2 separate regions of the Mus musculus genome follow, and region 2 is linked to region 1. A link is a loop called in an ENCODE intact Hi-C map of the cell type or tissue named here. Cell type or tissue: heart. All regions are shown on one strand. Each heading gives the region's core, and the rest is flanking DNA. Links, peaks and the distances in the headings are about the cores only. Region 1 has its middle 67 kb from the start of Serpine2. Region 2 overlaps Serpine2 (serine (or cysteine) peptidase inhibitor, clade E, member 2).

What was found. A loop is a pair of places that touch in the nucleus more often than their neighbours do. Peaks named below come from ENCODE experiments on the same cell type or tissue, not always from the same donor. Only the 100,000 strongest peaks of a DNase experiment are listed, where the experiment ranks them.
Region 2: a loop joins it to region 1, with 2.2 times the contacts of the local background. A loop is called at or near these places in 2 of 42 quality-filtered maps.

Annotation. Positions count from the first base shown.
Region 1 is chr1:79,924,303-79,927,108 of GRCm38, forward strand. No RefSeq gene overlaps it. Among named protein-coding and RNA genes, the nearest start is that of Serpine2, 67 kb to the left of the region's middle. In heart, for the core only: no CTCF peak of the experiment used is centred there; a DNase peak (open chromatin) is centred at 1,729.
Region 2 is chr1:79,818,255-79,821,060 of GRCm38, forward strand. All of the region lies in intron 2 of Serpine2 (serine (or cysteine) peptidase inhibitor, clade E, member 2), which reads right to left. Among named protein-coding and RNA genes, the nearest start is that of Gm39666, 31 kb to the left of the region's middle. In heart, for the core only: a CTCF peak has its summit at 1,365 (motif pointing right); no DNase peak of the experiment used is centred there.

The DNA.
Region 1 (2,806 bases), core at 230-2,729:
GTGTAATATGTGTTGAGTAATGGCATAATTTAAATGTGACTGTCAAAGAACATTTGTTGGAAGCTTAATCCCAATGTGGTACCGAGAAGCAGAACCTCTGAGAGATGCTGAGGCCATGACCTGTCTACCCTCATGTATGGATCAATGCTAATTATAATAGGGCTTGAGGCTGTGAGTTCCACTTCTGGCTTGCTTTCAAGTTCTTAGACCCTTCCACTCTCGGTCATGGGATGACACAGCCTGAAGTCCCCTGACAGAAGTGGAATCCTTGATCTTGGACTTCCGGGCCTTAGAACAGTAAGAAACATGTTTTGCCCAGAAATGATCTACTCTTCTTTGGCATCCTGTTAGAACAATATAGAGCTGGCTAAGATAAGCAATGGAAAAAGTCAGAAGATAATTATATTTGATGGGATGGCTTTGTGAACCTTGCTGTTTTACTAACACAAAAATTGGGTCATGGGAAAAAAGAATAAAGGAAGCCCCTTATACTTTCTTTACCTTTGAGTCCTCTTTGAGAGAAGGTAGTCCCGTAAAGGTTTGTGTGTTTTTGTTTTTGTTTTAATAAATAAAAACAACTGTCTGCAGGCACAGGAGCTCATGGTGACGTCCTTTCAGATTACAGTAGCACCAGAAGTTGCACTGTGGAAGAGGGAGAGGGTGAAGTTGATCTCTTGGATTGAGGAGTCTGGTGTACAGGGTGTGAGAGCATTAGATGTGAAAATTAAGGGCACAAACCGAAGGTTGTACGTGTTCTGCTGAGAATTGTTGACCTTACATAGGGTGGAGGTATGAGCAGACATGCTTTGGTAGATGGATAGGTCTATGTTTGCATTACAGAATATGGGAGGGAGGAAGGCTGCGTGTCAGTTGGCTTTTTGTTACTACAGGAACATGCATGACAAAACCACTTTATAAAGAGAATAGGGTTGTCTTGATATACATATATAGAACTCTTAGTCTATAATCAGTTGATCTTTTTGTTTAAAAAATATATATACACACAACTGTGTGTGTGTGTGCACGTGTGTGTATGTAAAGAGTGCATTCCTGGCTTGAGGACACCAGAAGAAGGTGACATATTTTCTGAGCCTGGAGTTACAGATGGTTGTGCACCTCAGTGTGGGTGTGGGGAACTGAATGGCGGCATGAAGTGCTCTTGACTGCTAACCATCTCTCCAGTCCCTTTAAATTATTATTATTATTACTATTGCTATTGCTATTATTAGTAGTGTATGTTTATATCAGTGTGGTCGTACCAGTTACACCCATGCTATGTGTATGTATGGGGGTCAGAGGAAAACTTTCTCTCCTGTCATGGGAACTGGCTGGGACTTGAACTCAGGCCATCAGGCTTTCAAGGCAAGCCTATATACTCACTGAGACATCTTTTTTGCCCCTCAGTTGATCTTCTTGCTTTATACCCATGGCAAAGAAGCTCATACGGAAGGAGTGTACATTAAAGAAAACTACTCATCTCATGTCCAAGAAGCAAAAGGAAAAAGAGGAGGGTCCTGGATCCCACAATAATCCAAAAGACCTTCTACCAGGTCCCTCCTCTTAAAGACTCCAATGCCTCCCAATACTAACATCCTGTGGAACAAGTCCTTAATACACATGGCCATTTGGAGAACATCCAGGATTCAAATTTTAGCAGTTGGGAAATTAACTTACTAGTTCTGCTAAGAGAGTTGCCAAGACAAGTGGAAGTCTCAGAAAAGATGAGGCTGTTGCCTTCAGCGATGTGCAGAGGTGAAGGAAGACATCTGGGTTGAACTAATAAAGGGAAAAAGCTTATTTCTTCTCAAGTAGCCAGCATGGTAAAAGCTCATCTTTCATTTTCTGGGCATGAAACAAAATCAAGAGAATTCTGGTGGTTGAGGGGTACAGGAACCCAGAAAGGCAGCTGTTCCTTTTCTTCTCAGAGTGAGGTTTAGGGACATGCCACATTTCATGTAATGGATAATGGCACCAGCCACTTTTTCATGTTTACCACAATGCCTGGTGTTGGGGGAAATTGCACACACACACAAAAGAAATTTCAAGAAAGAGACGCATGAGAGAAGGGAAATACATTCCATTGACCACAGGACAAGTTTATGGCTCAGTTGTCATGATTAATTAGGGTCCTCCCTTGAAGTTCCTTCTGAATTCTCCATGCTTGTCTCTTCTGCATATGAAGCAGATCTTCCCCTTGTCCATACTGGTTTTGCATGTTCTCCATGCCAAACTGCCTCTTTCTTCAGTGCTCATGATTCTCTTGGAGCTCCCCTGGACAGTGCAGGGATCGCTGCCCAAACTGCCTAGATCTGTACTCTGGTCTCTGTGCCCAGGTACTCTCATAGTTATATTGTCAATTCTATGGGATGAAATCCCAGCCATTGCAAAACCTAGCCCCATACAAACTGGACTCTTTATATTCTCCAATGCTGTACTAGTCTCAGCTGGAGGAGGGAGGCTGTACTTCTTAAAAGCAGAGCTAAGGAGCACACAGCCCAGGTCTGTTTGCATAGGACTCCCTACACTGACTATCAGTGTGGGGCCAATTCAAGGTGATTGTGACATGAATGACCTCAATCAAGTTTATTCTCAAATTTTACTCCCTGTCCATTTGAGTTTTTCTCTTCATCAGTCATAACAACCTTGCCCGGAGTAGGAGAAATGGGATATAAAATAATAAGAACTAGCTCTTACTGCAATATACAATATAAAAGCTATGTAGACATTGGGGAAAATCTCTGAACATTCCTAGGCTTTTTATTTATTTATAAGGAAAAGAGACTGACCCATCTTTCATAGTTATTAT
Region 2 (2,806 bases), core at 194-2,693, 110 kb before region 1:
ATATTGAGCTTGGAAAGCAGAGAAATTAATTTTATGGCAGCATAAGCTTTATTTTACACGAGCCATTCATTCATGCTCCATTTAGTTTGGGGGCATGGAAAAGAGAGAAAAAAAATATGTCATAAGGATGAGACGGGTTTCCACAGGGAGCCAGATTACAGGACCGCACTAATCATCCGGGGGCTTTTCAAAATTATAGTGTCCTTAAAATTCCTGTCACAGTCACCTTGATGATGCTTCAGGGCTGCCTTGTCATTCTAAAGGCGCATCTTCCTCAGCTTTCACGAATGCCAGGGCCACGACATGCCCTGGTCTACGAGGAGGGCTTTACATCGTGGGTGGGTGGGGCTTCAGAACCCTCACTCACCTTCACAACGTGCTATGGGAAACCATTTTACAGAGAACAGCAAGCTTTGGGGGGAAGGGGGGAGTAGGGTGTCAAAAGACACCTTTAAAGCCAAGTGCCAACCCTGGCACTTTTTGGCTCTACTCTCTCTACAAGTACAGTTCCTCCTTGTGATAACCAACTGCCAACTTGGCCGGATCTAGGACCATGGAAGAGTTCAAACTTCTAGGCATGCTTGTAGAAGAGTTTCCAGACTGGGTTAACTGAGGTGGTAAAACTCAGGACACCAGGGAGATCCCTGCACCAAGATCCCTGTACCATCTCCTGAGCCGGCACCTGGGTACTGGGCACTTGTTTTTTACTTCCTGACTGGGGCTACATGACCAGCAGCCTCCAGTTCCTGCTCTCCTTTTCCCTCCAAACTGGGAACTGAGCTCAATCTTGCCTTCATCCAGATACTTTTGTTCCAGCAATAAGTAAGACTAACTAATGCACTTCTCAAGGGAAAAGATCATCTTCCATATCCTCATACACACTCCAAATAGTCTCACTTCTTCCTGCCTCGGTGAACATCAGCTACAGCAAATCCTCAGAGTCTGAGCTCCAAAAATAGCCTCCGACATGTTTAAGTATATATGAACCCTGACATCACATTCTACATACGACTGTTGGCAATTCTGGAGGGAGGAAAGGTGGAGGTGAACTGGTAGCCAACAGGCCAACATCAAGGAAGGCGTAGATCTAAAATCATGGTGTATCAGCATTGAAACCAAACTAAACCTGAACAAAACAAATCGAGATGCAACGCCCGCCAGTTGCTATTTTGGAACTGTGCTGGCTGACAGGCCCTGGATGGCAGCAAGAGCAGCCATAAATTTAAGCAGTGAGTCACAAAGGCAGGATAAATCACCAGAACTCTGAACTTACAGGGACAGGACATCATTGCCGAAGAATTCAGCCCTTCCTTACCTCTAACAGGTAGGCGGCCTGTAGAAGCAGGCCAAGTTTACACTGCCAACAGAGGGCACCAGTAGGCCTGGTGTGGGTCCCACTGAAACACAAAGGAAGTGGGAGCATATAGAGCCAAGGAAAGGCGATCCTCCACCACTGATCTAGCACTCTTGGCAGCAAGAGCCAATGCAGTCAAGAGTCCTAGAATGTCATCGCTAGAGAAGGGAGGGAGAACGTGGTGAGAAGGTGCCTTCACTTTCCTGTAACTGGCGCTTGCCTGGTTCACGCTCAGTGTGCATGACAGCAAAGATGAGCTCAGAAACAGTCCCGTTCCCTCGGGTGCCAGGGCTATGGAAAGGGACACAACATTAGTGAGCTAACCCTACAGGGAAATCCTGCCTGCACACACAGGTTCCTATGGCTGAAAAGACAATTCAAAACAAGTTTTCCCTTTCAATAACACCGAGCCTCTCTCACCGGGCCTTACCTGCATCTGTTATTGTTTTTTTTTTTTGTTGTTGTTGTTTTTGTTTGTTTGTCCTTTTGTGGAACTAAATACCAAACACAGGGCTTTGTACATGTAAGGCAAGGCCCCTGGCACTGAGCTACATTTTCAGGTTCATTTCAACGTTCTGACACAGGGTTGCTAGAGAGCCAGACTGGTCTTGAACTCTTGATCCTCCTGTCTGGCTTCCCAAGTGCTATGATTACAAGCATATGTTAGTTACCAATGTCCAGTGCCTGGGCCTTAGTGCCTTCCGTTCTTTTCTTTCTTCCTTTCTTATTTTCTTTCTAGGTCATTTAGCTTTTCACTTCTGACTTCTAAGTGGCTTTAGATCAGCAGACAAGGTGGTTTGGGCAGATGCCTCAGTCAAGGCAGGAATGCCTTTCCATGCTTGCCACAGGAGTTCAGATCCCTAGCATCTATATAAAACCTGCCTGTGTGGTGGTATCTGTCTATTCTATGATCCTAGCATTGGGGAAGCATAGGTAGGTGGATCTCCAGGGCTCACTGGCCCGCTAATCTGCTCACTTGGTAAATTTCAGCTTCAGTGTGAGACCAATAAGAAGCATGACAGACGAAGACACCCAACATGCACTTCTAGTCTCCACACACTTCCTCACCCAGATACATATACACGTGAACTTCCTCATACCAACCCCACAAAAATTAATGAACTTTTATAAATTAAAGGGACATTCCCTGTGCCTTCCATCTAGTTTTACCGAGTGGCGTGGTGACTGTATTGGGAAGTTGTCACGGGTACAGTTCTACAGAGTTCATTCTGATATGACTCAGTTTTCATTCACACTTGGTGCATGCACAGTTCTGGGCACATATATCACTCCTGTAGAGTCACTTCACCCCATCCCTATCAATCCAGAGGGCTCCACCATCATAAGGGTTCCATATAGCCAGTCTCTAGTGTGGACCTGTTTTATAAGGATGCTTATAACACAAAAGATTTTCCTTAAGAGAGAAAGCATTAGTGTTGATAGACAGAGAAC